2 separate regions of the Mus musculus genome follow, and region 2 is linked to region 1. A link is a loop called in an ENCODE intact Hi-C map of the cell type or tissue named here. Cell type or tissue: left cerebral cortex. All regions are shown on one strand. Each heading gives the region's core, and the rest is flanking DNA. Links, peaks and the distances in the headings are about the cores only. Region 1 holds the start of Topors (topoisomerase I binding, arginine/serine-rich). Region 2 overlaps Aco1 (aconitase 1).

The links. Hi-C counts contacts between places; a loop is a spot of excess contacts. Peaks named below come from ENCODE experiments on the same cell type or tissue, not always from the same donor. Only the 100,000 strongest peaks of a DNase experiment are listed, where the experiment ranks them.
Region 2: a loop joins it to region 1, with 2.2 times the contacts of the local background. A loop is called at or near these places in 3 of 42 quality-filtered maps.

The regions. Positions count from the first base shown.
Region 1 is chr4:40,264,547-40,272,876 of GRCm38, reverse strand. It overlaps Topors (topoisomerase I binding, arginine/serine-rich), which reads left to right and starts at 3,036. Exons shown (of 3, transcript NM_134097.3): 1 at 3,036-3,203; 2 at 4,376-4,573. The coding sequence starts at 3,201. Smim27 (small integral membrane protein 27) reads right to left here and starts at 3,298. Exons shown (of 2, transcript NM_001349093.1): 1 at 3,158-3,298; 2 at 2,649-2,839. The coding sequence starts at 3,202. The coding sequence ends at 2,735. It overlaps Ndufb6 (NADH:ubiquinone oxidoreductase subunit B6), which reads left to right. Exons shown (of 4, transcript NM_001033305.3): 3 at 23-67; 4 at 2,030-2,286. The coding sequence ends at 2,098. In left cerebral cortex, for the core only: CTCF peaks have their summits at 1,014 and 4,419; DNase peaks (open chromatin) are centred at 3,033, 3,278, 4,295 and 4,944; H3K4me3 peaks cover 2,862 bases; H3K27ac peaks cover 2,242 bases.
Region 2 is chr4:40,179,032-40,187,361 of GRCm38, reverse strand. It overlaps Aco1 (aconitase 1), which reads right to left. Exons shown (of 21, transcript NM_007386.2): 9 at 8,289-8,330; 10 at 7,074-7,190; 11 at 5,820-5,979; 12 at 4,423-4,558; 13 at 3,710-3,794; 14 at 2,305-2,461; 15 at 922-1,046. Among named protein-coding and RNA genes, the nearest start is that of Aco1, 40 kb to the right of the region's middle. In left cerebral cortex, for the core only: a CTCF peak has its summit at 4,252 (motif pointing left); a DNase peak (open chromatin) is centred at 4,245.

The DNA of each region.
Region 1 (8,330 bases), core at 55-8,054:
CACAGATTTATTTTTATTGCAGACTAAACCATACACCATTGTTAGCTCGAAGCCCAGGATATTTCCAGTAAGTCTCAAAATTCCAGTTTTTTGCTTGTATGTTATCCCTCCCCACTTCTACAAGTGATTGCCAAGTTCATCACAATAAAATGGTCTTTTCTTACTGTCAGCTTAAATGCAGTTTGTGTATCATAGGAGGAAGGGAGGAGGGCTGGTGTGATGGTGGAAAATGAGGAGCGGATACTGTATGTCTCCACCTTGTTTGATGACCTTGACTGCCCTACAGTAGGAGGCACCACCAGGTTTCTCAGGGGTCAAGAATTACAGCACGAGCCTGAAGAGATAGATGTACAGGCAGCTAACAGCTGAGGTTCTGTCATTCCCAGATTCTAACTTCTTTGGCTTTATGCTTATAGTTCTCAATCTGTGAAGTTAAGACACATTTGTGTCAATTTCAATTTTATGTTACAAAGATGTAAGCTCTAAAAGTAATTTAAAAAATTCCCTCATGCCTTTAATACTAGTACTCAAGTTGTTCAACGCAATAAATGACTGCTACTATGTGAGTAATGAATGAGCCTCCATAATGGTAAATTGAAACTTAAATTAAGTAGCATATGTTACAGTTATCTGTTAAGAGCCGCAAAAGGAGACTTTTAGGGAGAACCATCAAATTTGGCTAACAGTCCACCCTGGAACTCTGCTTTACAAACTAACAAGAAATGTCCTGTAATCAGTGTATGTCAGACCCCAGGCAGCCTCAAAGTTGGGCATTAACTTGATGGTTTTGTTAGCTGACTAATATTTATTTATTCTTTGCTTGCCTGATTATTTAATTATATGTTTATGATGCCATTCATGGTCAAAGGAGAAGACAGGCTCTGTTTACAAAGCCATGTCAGTGGTTTCGTAGCATTTCTTTATTTTCTGAATGTCCTCTTTTGCTACAGCTGTCCTGTTCTGTGTCTGTGTTGTTGACCAGTTCCAGAGTCTCTCTCTTTTTTTTTTTTTTAGATTTATTTATTTATTATATGTAAGTACACTGTAGCTGTCTTCAGACACTCCAGAAGAGGGCGTCAGATCTTGTTACAGATGGTTGTGAGCCACCATGTGGTTGCTGGGATTTGAACTCCTGACCTTCGGGAGAGCAGTCGGGTGCTCTTACCCACTGAGCCATCTCACCAGCCCCAGAGTCTCTCTTTTGAGAAACTGAAGACCGTCTGTGTCCTCTAGAATAGACCAGGCCATGACAGGGTTCCAAGTCTCTGGCTTAACAGAACAAGTTTCCTTCTTCCTGATAGGATAGACTAGTATGAGTCAGGCTGTCCTCCCAGTCTGTTTGTCCCAGCCCTTATTAAAATGAATAATAGAGCATAACTAGCTTTTTCATGCAGTGCCTGAACATGGACTAGCATAGAGTGACCATCTATGCACAGTATTTTTGAAACTTGGAGGTGGATGTTGAGACAATAGATTGAAGGAATAAAATACTAAATCTTGTAATCAGAAGGATGTCATTACCTTGATTGTGGAGATAGATAGTCTCACAAGTATATCCATGCTTCAGAACTACAGTCTACCGTCTAAATATGCACTTTAGTATGCCTTTTAATTTTTAAGTCCTCATGTAATAGTTTGATTAATCTTTTTTAGCTTCATTTACAAATCAGTACAAGTAAAAAATTAGCACCTAAATTGAAATGTTTTAGGTAAAATGCAAAATAATTTTAATGGCCTTTTTTGGGGATTCTTTTTGTTGTTTTTTTGTTTGTTTTAAGACAGGGTCGATCTATGTAGTCTTGTCTGCCCTGAAACTTGCTATGTAGACCAGCTAGCTTCAAACTAGAGATCTGCCTGCCTCTACCTCTAGAGCACTGGGATTAATTCACCATCAGACCTGGCTTAAATTTAACAAATGTAAAGAAAGTATCTTTATAGTCATTTATTGTGTTGAGCAAATGTTGGAATATTTACAATGAAATGTATATTTGGTGAAAAATCTCTATTAAACACTTCCTGTTTTCCCTAGGGTGATACAATTCTGGAGACTGGAGAAGTAATTCCACCAATGAGAGATTTTCCTGATCAACATCATTGAAGAGTCCTTAAAAACTTAACAGACTTGTGTAACAGCACAAGTATGTTCCTAAAGTGCTGTATTTACTGAATCTGTTTCCTGGAAAAGTAATTAATAAAGCTTATTCTCAGAGTGTTATCACTGTCCGTGTTACTGTCCAAAGGTTCTATGATTTGAGACTAACAGTAAAAAGACAAATACTAAACAGAGCTATTAGCTACTTTTTTCTGTCCATTTTGATAAACAGGATGCAAAACACATTTTAGTCACAGTGTTGTTTACATACTGATTTGACATGAGGATGTGAAGTGTTTGAGCACTAGAATGAAAAGCTATGACCTGATACAAAATAGAGCCGGGCGTGGGGGCGCACGCCTTTACTCCCAGCACTCGGGAGGCAGAGGCAGGCGGATTTCTGAGTTCAAGGTCAGCCTGGTCTACAAAGTGAGTTCCAGGACAGCCAGGGCTATACAGAGAAACCCTGTCTCGAAAAAAAAAAAAGGGGGGGGGGGGTGTTGTCCGATCATTTTGAAAAATTGGCATGTTAACGCTTATCACAAAAGGCCACACGCAAATTTGTATTGTGAATTTTACTTTGAGTCTACATAGGTGCCATCTGAAGAAAAGAAGTGTTTGCTAAGAATTACAAAAGTTCGTTCAGAAGAACTTGTCTGGAAACTCCTTCTGTAGTTGTCGTCGTGCAGCTACAGTCGATGCATAGATGACGAATCCCCAAGAGAGCAAGACGATTGCAAGGAGCAACTAAAAGGAGGGGAGGAAAAGCAAAAAGAAGAAATCAATGTGCCGGGTCCTTTCCCTGTGTAGCCCGAGCAAGCAGCTACAGGTGGAAAGGCATCACATGCCTCTAACACAGTGCAGCCCAGAGGCAAGCAGGCCTGCAACCCCTGACGTCAGAGGCGGAAAAGCGTGTCCTCCAGGAAGAGGCGGAGCCGAGGGCAGGGCGTGAACGCTCAATTTAGGAATGGGTTCTGGAGTTCCAAGCTGCGAGCCAACAGTCTACCTTCGGCTCGCGGGCCCTGCCATGGTGCGCTCTGGAGCTCCGCTCTGCTCGGTACCTACCAGGGAGTAAGTCCAGTCCAGGCTTCGGCGACTCATCGGCCTCATGGTAAGGGAGCAGCGGGGACGGGGTGGCAAGGGCCCTACAGCCTGCTCGCGGGCGCATTGCACCCCGATGCAGCAGCCATTTTTCAGCGGGACTCTGCGCGCTCCCGCGGGCTTCCGCCCGGAGTTGGAACACATCACGTGATCCGGGCCTAGCCCGCCTTTCAGGCAGCAGAGGGAATAAAAGAGAAAATGTGAAGATCGCGCCTTTTTTGCGCTCACATAGGAATTCCTTAACTGCTTTATCCTGCATTTGCAGTGCGGTATTAATACAAGATAGTGTGCCATCGTGTGCATATAAAAGTTTATTGGAAAATAGTCCACGGTGGAAGAATCAAAGTTGCCGTCCCACACCCACATCGGTTTCCACCAAATGCGGATAGACCTTCATATGTTTATGCTTGACTTAAACATCTTTTACGTAACAAAAACATCGTTGGGAACTGTTAGTTGAGCCGTTCACCAAGAACAAACAGAATATTATCGCTGATGGCTGGAAATCTTTTCAAATATGTTGTACAGGTAGCCCGCATGGTGGATCTGCCGGCCAACAAGTGTTGACGGGCAGTTTGTCGAATGCTTGGGACTGCAGCAAGTTTGAAATACTAAGTCCCGAGAAAGGCAGCTTGGCAGGCCAACTATCAGGATGCTGGTGGTGTGCAGAGTGGAAGCCTGGCCGGCAGAGGCTGGGCCGCTCGGCTTTGGGCGCAGATGTGTCAGATACATTTTTAGTGTAGATTTCCGAGAGTGGAAAGAGGGAAGCGGGCCGCAGGGAGTTATGGCGGGGTAAAAGAAATGCCTGATGGTCAACCCAGCTGAAATAGACGGAAGGACCAGGGTGCTCTGGGAGCTCAGTCCAGTTCCCGTGGCACCATAGAGAATCCTAACAACTTGTTGAAGTTTGTGAGGTTCCACTGATACTGAGGCAGCCTTTCTGCATATTTGGTTGTGATTGTGGAGTTTGTGCTGTGCCCCCCCGCGGTGGGGGCAGGGCAGGGTCCGGGGTCTGTGCCGTAACGTCCCGCCTCCTGCGTGCGGCAGCGGTTTGGCGCATGCGCCCAGAGCTCGGGGGAAGGGGGTGGAGGAGCGGTGTTTTGCTGCGCGGGCTCGGGGGGTTGGTCTCGCCTTCTCTCCGCCTCCAAACTGCCTGTGGGTGATGAACGTTCTACGTCATAGGGGTCGCAGCCGCCGCCACCGGGGTCTCCGCTGTCTCGCGAGGAGGGTGAAGCGCCCCCTCTGGTGCCTGCCGAGGAGGGGAGGCGCCGAAGCCGCCGGGTACGCCTTCGCGGATCCTGCCGCCACCGGCCGAGCTTACTGAGCCGGCGGGAGCTGGCTTCCAACGGCCCAGCGGTTCCTGCCACCGCGTCCTCGGAGGTGAGTCGGCCGGGAACAATGGGTGAGGGGTTCCAGTAGGCCCTGGAGCAGCCCTGTGGTCTGGGCCTTCTTCCACCCGGAGCTCCCAAGGGCTGGGGTCGCCACGCTGCAGGGCACCTGTGGATCGGCACCGGTGGGCAAGCGAGGGGAGTGTCTCCCTGCACTGCCTGAAGGGCTGGAGCGCAACTGAATACGGGATAGAGCTGTGTGTCGGCGCAAAACAGTTGCCACTGTTAGGAAGTGTGACCTTGGTAGGTCCCCAGCCCTGGACCCTGTCTGTGAAATGGGATCAGCATTTCAGTTGGTCGTGTTTATGTAACATGCATGGTGTGGTTGTCTTTCCATCCGAGACAGTAGTTTTGGACTAAGGAAGCTGTTAAGGCTAGAGGAGTTGTGCAGTGCTACACATTGTGGGCAGGGCTTGTATGCCTTGTGACTTTATTACACATCTAGTTAGTGCCCTTTGCTCATGGGCTGCTGATTCTGATTGGTAGACTGGAGAGGGGCAGTTACGGGATTGAAGGCACGGAGATTAAGACCGGAACTGGGAAGCAGCAGTTCTACTGGGCACCGTCCTATGTTAAAGTGGAGAAAGAAGGAAAAAACGTATGTGTCTTAAGAGTTGAGCTAGTACAGGGTAGAGTGTTTCGTTTGAGAGGATTTGAGGGTTTGGAAATAGATGGAATGCAAAGTGCAGGGCTCTTCAGTCAGTCACACTCAATGCGTATCTAGAAGGAGAGGCTTTCACGGGGCTAGCTTCCAAGCAACCCTCACCCCTTTTATTTTGGGGCAGGGACTTTTGTAGCCAAGAGTGGTCTGGAGTTCCCTACTTTGCAAAGGATGACCTTGGTCTTCTCACCGTCTTGCCTTCATATTCCAGTCTTCTGGGAATGCAGGAATATTCCAGGGTGCCTGGTCCCAATTAAATTTTATTATTACCAGAATTGAAATTCAATCTGGACAGTGGTGGTGCATACCTTTAATCCCAGCAGAGGCAGAGGCAGGCAGAGCTCTGAGTTCAAGGCCAGCTTAGTGTACAGAGTGAGTTCCAGGACAGCCAGGGCTCCACAGAGAAACTCTGTCTAGCCTCACTAAAAAAAGAAGAAATTAAATTTGGTCATTTAGGACTTAACAAATTTTAAACTATTCAGATTTACAAGTAGAATGCAGATTGCTTTTTACCAGTCATTCTGTTTTATCTATTTGTGGATGTTGTTAGCTGCTTTGCTTAGATATGTTAAATATAATTGTTATCATCTTTGGAAACTGTCAGAGGTGTGGGTGATGATCACTACCAATATCAAACTTTTCCATAACTTAAGCAACTATGTTGAACTCTCATCATCAAACCCTGCACCAAGTGTTTGCTTATTCAAATTGTATCCCTTCACACAACTTTTTTTTCCCCCTTTTCAAAAGACTATTGGTATTCTGTCTTAGTTAAGGTTTTACTGCTGTGAAGAGACACCATGACCACGGCAACTCTTAATAAGGACAACATTTAATGGGAGCTGGCTTATAGGTTCAGAGGTTCAGTCCATTATCGTCTAGGCAGGCATGATGCAGGCAGAGCTGAGAGTTGTACATCTTCATCCAAAGGAAGCCAGAAGTAGACTGGTCCAGGTGGCTAGGAGGAGGTTATCATAGCCTACCCCGACAGTAACAAGTTTCCTCCAACAAGGGTGTAACCCCTCCTAGTAGTACCCTGGGTCAAGCATTTTCAAACTACGCCGATTTTAGAGTTGAGAATATTTGAGAAGTAACTTTCAAGTTTGTCCCAGCTTGATCTTTGTGGAGATCCAAAGTAAGAAGTATTGATTCTAGTTGGATGTGGTGTCCATGCCTTTAATCCTAGCACACAGGAGGTGGGGGCAGGCAGATCCATGAGGTGCAGGCCAGCCAGGCTACGGGGAGACTTTATTCTTGACCCCACCCCCCAAAAGTGGCAATTCTCAGTATTATTTTCAGTAGTGCTGCATTAAAGTGCAGTCAGATGATTGAGTTCTGTGTCCAGTGATAATCTAAGGAGTGCTTTAGAAGCTGACTTTTGTAGAAAGCCTTGACTTGGAAGGGGGTGGGGGGGAGAAAATTCTGAAGTTCATGATCTCCATTTATTTTCCCTAGATATGTTGACCCTGTTACCAGAAATTTCCCCAAAATTATGGTATAAAGGGGATTTTAATCTTTGTTAGAATCAGCAGATTGGAAGATCAAAAAAGGAAAAGTTGAGTGTATCCTAAAGTAATAATAGATTTCCCTTTGGACTTGGCTTTTTATGAAGAGCTGATTAATCTGCTCTGGAGGTATTGGTTTGTAGCCCTGATCCTTAGGTTAGTAGGGTAGAGGAACGTTTACAAGGCTTCCGTCTAGAATACAAAATACAAAATTTAAATGGGTCCATCTTTGCTGCTAAAGTCAGGACGTCTTCTGCAAGTACATCGCCGCCCAGTCTGCCTGTTCCCTACCTCCCCACTATAGTTGTTAGTGTATTCACCGAGGCATGCAGTTATCACCCAAGTGTAATTACGGAACAGTTTGGTCTTCTCAGAAAATCTCATCAGCTCAAGGCATCTTTTCCTCCTTATTGAACTACTTTGGTCATGTGTATGAATGGTACCATACAGTGTGTGTGTGTGTGTGTGTGTGTCATTTATTAGATGTTATGTTGTAGCATTCAGTACTTTATTACTTTTATCACTAAGTAATTTTGTGTTCACATGTTTTTTATATAAGCCACTGGGTCCTGTTAGTGCTGCTTATATCCATATAGCTGTAGGGTTATCCAGAGGGGCTTGGGCGGTCTACCAGTAGCCACTTCTCAAAGAAAGTGACTTCCCACAGCAACCATCAGCTACCTAAAGACCTTCAGTTAAGAGTGGGGCTTTGGGAGTTCTTTGGTCGTCGTCATCATTGTAGTTGAACTCACACTCACGTTGGTGTTTGATTGTGGTTGCCACCTCCGGGGTACTGACCTGGGTCCTTTGTAAAACATCTCCCTCACCCCATGCTGTAATTTTTAACTGGCTTGGACTTAGACAGGTGACCACAGCTGTGAGTATCGTGCAGCAGCCACAGCATATCTTGAGCTTCTCGAACCTCTGGCTCTGGCTTTGTCTTCCCACCCTTGCTTAATTTTCCCTGGGTGTTGTGGGAGGAAGTTTGGTACAGGTGTCCCATCTCTGGCTGGGCTATCACGGGTGCTCGTTCTCACAGGTGGAATGTGATGGCTAGTAATGAGTCTGCACTCCTCTTGCCAAGGTGGAGAGGAGCATTGCAAAGCCGTCTGGAGGTTCTCCCCTTCTGCAGACGACTTCCGCTGCCTGGGTTTTGACCATGTTGATATAGTACTAAACCACATTGTGTTTATCTGTCAGTGGTGGGCATTTCAGTTACTACATCACAGAGGTCATGGCTAATGTGACTTCAGAGTTTTGTTTAGATATATAGTGTATGATTATTGTTTTCCCCCTTTATTTTTCTTTTTTAAGTTCTAGGACTAGAAACCAGGGCTGCTTTGCCTGTCCAGGCAGGGCTACCACTTAGTTCCTATACTCATCCCCAGGTCTAAGCTGTAAGTTTCGTGTGAATTAGAAATGTTCAGTAAACACTAAAATTCTGCCTTCCAGAGAAACAAATTAAGATAAAATATGTTTTATCTTGAAATTTACTGATCTTTTCCTCCCATTAAAGTCCCCCGTGTGTTAGCTAACTAAGTCAGTGCAGATTCCTCTGGCTCTTAGAGCTGTGTTTAGTTGAA
Region 2 (8,330 bases), core at 119-8,118, 86 kb after region 1:
CCATGATGGAACCAACAGATAGCAGATATGTTTTCTTAAAATACGGGGCTTCCAGGTTACATGGACACTAGATAGCAAATGACAGCAACTGTGTATCTAAGTTGGCTTGAATTTTCTTCATAGATCCTTAACTTGATCTTTGTCGATGGCTGACAAAGCCCCCTGACGCTATTTCCCAGTGAGTAGCTTGTGGAGGGAACAATGAGAGGATTCCATGCCTACTACCCCATCTTAGAATCTTATTCTCATTTCAAACCATCACCCTGGCCAGAAGACGTTGGCCATCAGGGACGAGCATTACCGAGGCTCTTTTCCCACTCATTTTCTTCTGTTTTATTTATTTATTCATTTAGTTACTTTGAGACAGGGTCTCACTTCGTAGATCCAGGCTGTCCTGGGGCTCACTCTATTGATCAGGCCAGTCTCCAATGCCCAGTGATACACTCGCCTCTGCCTTCTGGGTGCTGTGCTGGGATTAAAGGCATGAGCTGCCATGCCCAACTTTTCTCCTATTTTAAAATGTACAATGTCCCCCCCCCACCCCCATTTCAACAAGTTGGCACATTCTGATTTTTTTATTTTTTTAATATTCAAATGATTCTTTGAGAGGCACATTCAATCAACTCACTCCACTCCAGTGACAAAAGATAGGGGCCATCGTGGTCCTCAACACAGGGACATGCCAGGATGTCTGAAAAAAAGTGGAGCTATAGCAGACCTAAAGACTGCTATTGAGGCCTGTGCCATTCCTTGAAACTGATCTGTGCATCCTGGGTGAAGAATAACCAAGAACACACTTCCAGTCAAAGAAAGCAAGAGATATTTCTCTCTATAGCTTATGCTCCTATTAGCCTTGAGGTCTGCAGAGATAACCCAAAATAAATGCTTTCCTGTGCGCGCATGTGCCATGGTGAGTCTCACCTCTATTTTCTGATAGACCTCCTTAAACATCCCGGGGATGACATGCTGCCTTTCCACCGCCTGGATCTCATCTCGCGTGGGCCAGATGTCCTTCAGAAACACTTGCCGGCCCTGTGCGTTCACTCCTGAGGAAGACATGTTGCTGATGAGAAAATCTCTAACACCCATTTTCATTATCACACAGCATATGCTCTCTTATTTACAGACACTTACATACAGCTGGGCCTCTAACTTGTAGGCGCCGAACTTGTTAATTCAATCAACTACAGACTGAAAGCAGAAAACAAAGAGTGTCTGCACTGAACTTGTACGTCTCCCCTCTCGTTCTTCCCTACACGACATCTATACAGCGTTGACAGAGTCATAGCTGTCATGAGTGGCTTAGAGGTGGTCTGTGACTAATATGAAATACGTTCTCGTTCGCTATTAGGCACTTGAGTTCTGGCAGATTTCAATATCCTCAGAGGTTCCTGAAGCCAATGCTCTATGGACACTGAGGAAGGCCTACAATACTGTTCTTAACTGGGAACTCAGACCCAACAGCACACACATTGTGCCTGACTGAAGGCCGTGTCAATGTCAGGCACACCACTGGTTTCTTGTGTGTAGAACACTGGATGCCAGTTCAAGATTATGCTCCAGGCTATCTAAAGTGAAAGCAACGTCACTGACTATGAAAAGGACATTTGCTTACAGATAAAAGAGCCGAGACAAGAGGGCAGAGTGATGCTGTGTCTGGCTGTGGCACACTGACGATGTGTACTGGGTGAGTCAGATTGCCACCCCCCCCAAGCTCACGTCTCCCTGACAACACTGGGAATATTGATTTACTCAATCTTAGTGAGCAGGGATAATTGAAAACGTAGAATCCAAAGCCATGGAGGGTCAACTGTAGCTGGAGTTTGATTTTTCAAATGGGAATCTAAGGGATGCCTGCCACATTGAATCTCCAAAGGGTGGAGTGAGGATACAGAGAGAGCAAAAACCCAGGGCAAAGCAGCACTTGGGACTGTGAGACTCTGAAACACCTGGAGTGTGCGCATACAGGGTGCGCAGTAACGGGAAGCCTGCCTCAGGAGGCCAGAGGAGGCAAGCCAAAGATCACTGAAGAATCCAGAATGACAAATTGCTAATATGTTTGGGCTTTACGTTCTTTTTGCAATCAACCACCCCTATCAGAGTCTTGTTTCTTCTTTTGTCTTTTGGCTGTACCCAGAAGAACAGTGAAGAGACCTCTTTGTCTCATCTCTACAGAGTCTTTGCCTCCTTTTGCTTTCTGAGTCCTAGGATTAAAGATGCATGCCAGAACGCTCCTAACAGCAGCAACTTCCTTCCAGTCTATTTTTCAATTCGCTAGAGAGTCACAACCCCCCCAAATCTTACCCAAAGGCTCTTTCTCGAAGTCAATCCTGACGGTGCCTGCAATCGCATATGCTATTACCAGAGGGGGGGATGCTAAGTAGTTGGCTCGTGTGTTAGGATGGACTCGGCCTTCAAAATTCCTATTCCCAGACAGAACGCCAACAGCTACGAGGTCTCCCTGTGTGAGGCAAGAGAACTATTAGTTCACAAGGAAGGCACTGCCTAGGCTTCTGTCAGGTCAGCACTCACATCATGTGGACAAAGACGTCAGCCACCCTTCCCTCAGGTCTGCTACCGGGAGGAGGGCATGGAGGGGTATACCAAAGGGAAAGAGATGTTCCAGGTCACATGCAGGGAGCAGTGGACAGTCATTTCTGTTCTTCAGAAAATACCAGATGGGTCAGCATATGATGTAATTTTTACTGCAGGAGTCTACGACCAGGTTAGACTACCAAGAAAGGTCAAAGGGTGACAGCTGAAGGAAGCCACAGTGACGGGTCCAACAGTGCTTTTCAGCAGGGCTGTGGATCTGTGGGGCCAGAAGCCAAACCAAGCGAGGCAGTTTATATAAGGGGGTGTGTATGATCTGGAACCAAGCTTCAAATGACCACTAACAAACACGTTTAGAGCTCCTTGTCATCCAAGCCAGCATGGTCTGAGCCCTCGCCTGTGTGTCAGGCACTGTGCTAAGCACTTCACTGTTATTAACATCATTCTCAGTGCAGGGACCCTCAAGACACTCCAAGACCAAGTTCTCAGAACAAAGTACATTTATTTGCCCCAGAGGGTCACAGGGCAGGGAAGAAGAGACGAAGACAGGAGACAGAGGATGAGGGAGAGGGGGAGGGATATTTGTTGGGCTGTGTGTCGGGGAGCCCATGACAGAGGACTATCTCTGGATAGAGAGGCGATAGATGTGGCACAGGGAAATGGCAGTTTGTAAAGGGGGAAGCCCTATGTTAGGATGAGTTGTTTAATTTTGATTGCACATGATTAGGACGGGCAAAGGGGGATTTGACTGTTGGACTTTAATACTTTGATAGCTAGACCTTGGTAGTCAGCCTCAGGGGAAGGGAGTGGCCAAATAAGGGAATAGATGGTTTTTAACAAGGCAGATGGAATGGGGCGAAGGGCAAGGCCTTCCTGAGCTGTGTTTGCCATGCTTGGGCTGGCGAGAGTCCCTCCATTCAGCACTCTCTAAAACTCTGCTATAGCATCTCCAGTTTACAGTTGTGGAAACCAAGGCACAAGCCAGCTAACTTAGCTGCCCGACGTTACACAGCTTTGACTTCTCTCTCAATCTTACTTCTAAAGCATATATGTCGCCACATCCCAGTCCCAAGGACTGTCTTCAAACTTCGAGAATTTGCCACATGTTACGTGACGTCAGACAAGAGGTCTGCAGAACACACACCACTGGACTTACCTGGGTGATTGCCTCGACCACAGGTTCAGGAAGGGGTCCACTGTTGCCGATGCAGGTCATGCAGCCGTAGCCCACCACATCAAACCTAGGCATCAAAGCATAGGAAATGTCCGCTCAGTGAGCCCCACTGTTGGAATCCTCCCGGAGGCCACAGGTCATAAAGGAATGGGAGTGGAGTGAGTTTAAGACAGGATGCTACTGACATTTTAAAGCTTGTTAACACAGGAGTTGAATGATTCGGAATACTGAAAAGCTTAAACCAGATGTGTCATTTAACGTCCCTATCTCCTATTGTTGTGAGTTCCCCAAACCTTTTGAATTTTACAAAACACACGGGGAAAACAGATACTATTCAAACTAACACAGTAATGGGAGAAACCGTTTTGGCATCTAATCACTCCTTTGGCTCAAGGACTAGACGACTGCAGCCATGTAAGTAACTACTTTTCATGCCAAAATGCAGACAATTGCACAGCCACTACCAACCAGCTCGCGGTTCATCTCAGTACAAATGACGAACGGCGCCCTCTTCTGGGGAAAGGAGGGGATGTCACACGGAAGCCCAGGGTTCACTCTTGTATGTATGATGGATGGGCCCCATGCAGTTGGAGTGCTATGAAAGTACACAGCACCAGATAAGCGCAAACCGCTACCCACAGACACAGATGCCAGAGGACTTCCACAAAAGCTAAGACAAACACCCTCTTCCTCACCCTAACTGGGACAGGTAAGGCATGACTCCACTCTCTCGAAGGTAGTAGGTGACCACTCCACTTCCAGGAGACAGGCTGGTTTTGATGTAAGGCTTCACACTCAGCCCCGCCTCCACAGCTTTCTTTGCTAACAATCCTGTGAAACGGTGAACAGAGACACAGCATGGGTGGCCTTTTATTTATATGTTAAGAACACACTAGGAAAAAGCCTGGTTTTTTCCAGTTACACTTCTTGACTGGCAGATCAAAAGTTCACTACTCAGAGACAATGGATGCATGCAGCAAGCCCAAATGAGTTTCGGGAAGGAAGCAAGAGGGAGGACCTCTCGCTCCTTTTAACAAATACAAATCACAGCCTGGCACGGTGGCACACATCTTTACTCCCAGCAACCAGGAGGCAGAACCTCTGCGAGGTTAGACCGAACTGGTGGACACTGCAAGTTCTCAAAAACCAAAAACAATCAACTAATAAAATAAAATAAATCCAGGCCAGTCAGGAATGTTTTATAAAATGTGTTTTTAAAGTTTGGAGGGAAAAATCATCTAAAATTATCTGTTTGGATTTAGAAAAAAAATTGTAACTGGGAAGGCCTTTTCTGAGATACATGAACTGTGGACTGAATGACAGCGAATCCAGGCAGCCGACAACAGATCTAGAACACAGATATTGATAAAGCAGAAGATCAGAGGCCCTGGGCCCTGGACTGTGATGGGATAGCCTGTACTCTGACTCCAGAAGAATGACAGCTGTGGGGAAGACATGAGGGGAAGAGGTGTGGGAGCAGGGGGACAAGGCCCACGAGGGACTGCTGATGTTACCTGATAAAACTGGTCCACTCCAGGAAAGCACATAAAGTGAGGTGGCAAAGATGAACTCTCATAAGGTTTCCCTTTGGCCCACTAAGAAAGAACTCTTGGCTCTGGTCTCTGGACCCAAGGGAGGCTCTCCAGGATGACCAAACCTCTGAACTAAGGAGCTCTTCTGGCACTGAGCTCTGCATGTAACTATTAACTGCTTCTCAGCGTTGCACAACAGGCCGGGCGCATGGAGTTTGATCGGCCAGTGCCCTCTGCACCAGTCCGGCTGCAACTGCCAGTGCACCAAGACAGTGCAAAGCTCACTGCCCGGGTGGGCCTTACGGGAACAAAGTCCATGACACAGCAACAGGTCCTTCTACTTCTCTCTTTCTCAGGCAGACCCAGATTCTAAGTGTTAGCAGAAACCCTGCTTCCTCTGCTTCTCGCCCCTTATTTTCTGTGCTAAGCACATAAGAAGGCTGTTAAACAGGATGAATTCTACTTCAAATATTTTCTATTGGATGCTATTTGTTGCACTGGAATTTTCTGGCCCAGTCAGTGTCTAGCTCTGTAAAGAGGCCGAAAGCGGATGCGCTCACCTGCTCCTAACATCACGGATGGATTGCTGGTGTTTGTGCAGCTAGTGATGGCAGCGATTACCACAGAGCCATGAGCGAGAGTGAATTCACTGTTACTATAGAGGAACGTCTTGCGGTCATTGTGACGGTCTGGAGCAACTTGGAAACCTTTAAATCCTTGCTGTGGGAAGGGAAAGTTGAAAATATTGCACGTAGTAAGAAAGAAATAGGACACACACAGTCTGCTATAAAGAGAAAAATATATATGACCAGAACTTCTCACTCTGGAAGAACTTTGGTAATAATTTTAAGTGCCAACTGTTAACAGAACAAACACTTCTATGAGTAGACTTTGAAATAGCCCAGAAAATTTCACTTTTTAAAAATTCACGAAGGCAGTTGTGAGTCCTGAATCTTGCTCAGCAATGAAGTTAATACCAATTGCTTTCTTCCCTCCTCCAGTAAGACTAGGAGATTAAATCTATACACAGTTCGAAGTTAGCCTGCAAAGAGCCCTGATTCATTAGTGTGCAGTTCAGTGGGTATGGCCTGAGCCTACTGATTCTGACCACATGGAAATTTGGAGGTGATATTTGCTACTGTCACTGTCAATTACTCTCACCAGTAATGTAAGGCACAGCTGAACATCTGGTAACTAACACTGATGCCTTGTGGGTAAGATCCATCTCAACCTCTCATCTGGGAGCCCCTCACTGAGCAGCAGACATGCTGGGAGCTTTGTGGGGTAACGGGACGATCATGATGCAAATCTTATGCTCAAAGGCACAGATCAGTGGGGAAACCACACATGCAACAATCTAAATGAAAGAAAAAGACACCTCACCCGATGGGCTTCAGGCTGTGTGCTATGACGTTTCAGGTGAGGGAAAGATGACTTCCTGCTAGGAGATGCTTGGGGTCATGCTACAGAGAAGGGTATCTGAGCAGAACTTTATGGAGCGAACAGGATGTCAGGAGATGGAGCAGAGGCATCCACACACAGGGGCAAGAACTAAAGTCCAGGGACCTAAACAGTGTGTGTGAATAGGGCCAACGACACTGTAGAAAATGGGTTTCCTGTGAAAACGCATAAACGGGTTGTATTTATAGGCAGGCACACAGTGCGGGGAGCCACAGGGCCCATAGCTAACGTGGGAATCATGAAAGCATTTAGGACAGAGAAGAAATGCCCTTGGCACAAGGCTTCAGGAAGACTCATAACAAGGTGCTGTGAAAGCCTGGACCTAAGACACAGGCAGAGTCCAGAGGCCCTACCTTGGCTCCAAGGCAGCTTTCAAAGTCCTTTTTCATCTCAGACACCGCGACTTTGTCCTGAGGTCTTTTGGGTCCACTGCAGCAAGGCACAACTGTTTTCAGATCTAACTCCACAACCTGTGCACCCAAGCCAAAAGCAATCACAGACTTCACAAAGAGACAGCACAACCACACCCGAGCCCTTAGAACATCCCAACAACAAACAGCCAAATAAACATGCAGGCACGCTCCAAAACCAGGGAGCCAGCAATCCTCCTACCCTGTGCAAGAGTCATTTCCCAATAATAAGATGGGCACGGGAGTGGCATGGGCTGGCAGGACTCTTTGAAGCCTTAGACAGGGTGAACATAGGCTGCCTGCTCTCTGCCACTCCCTACTCTGTAGAGTAGCTCACATATGGCTTGCAGGCTGAGATGGGCTTTCTACTGAAGGATAGACCCAGAATCCATCACTGCAGAAAACAGTCTGACTACTCAATGAGAACTTTTTTTCCCTTGATACACGAACACTGGGGACCCCAAGCCTGGTTAGCTTTCTAATCTTGGATGCTTGGAAAAATATGGATTCAGTTTTTCCCCAGAAAATTAAGTAAATCACTGGAGAAGCAGAACCACTGACATGGCCGTGCCTTCAGTTCTTTCTAGGACTGTAACAACGATGGCCTTGGCCTTTAAACAGCTCAGCTGCCTTAATAAAGCTTGCCACGAAGAAGTGTCAATCAGTAGGTGGGAGGGGGCACCCAAGTCACAGAGGGTAGGCCAGCAGTCATGTTAAGAAGTCTCTTTGGGGGCTGGAGAGATGGCTCAGCCGTTAAAGGCTAGGCTCACAACCAAAAATATAAGAAGTCTCTTTGGAGCCGGGCGGTGGTGGCACACACCTTTAATCCCAGCACTTGGGAGGCAGAGGCAGGCGGATTTCTGAGTTCGAGGCCAGCCTGGTCTACAGAGTGAGTTCCAGGATAGCCAGGGCTACACAGAGAAACCCTGTCTCGAAAAACAAAAAAACAAAAAACCAAACAAACAAAAAAAGAAGTCTCTCTGGTATGTTTACGTCCTTAACCTTCTCATTTTTCACCCTTTGCCACCCTGTCCTGTCCCTTATAATAACAACACAGAGACTGATGTCCCATAGTTGGACCACCCCTGAAAAAACAAAGACCACTGCAGTTGTGACCTCAGAAAGAAGAGCCGTGTCAGCTGGTAGCTACTCTCATACCTGAGTGAAGTCTGGGTCTTGAGAGGTGTCGTTGAAATCTCG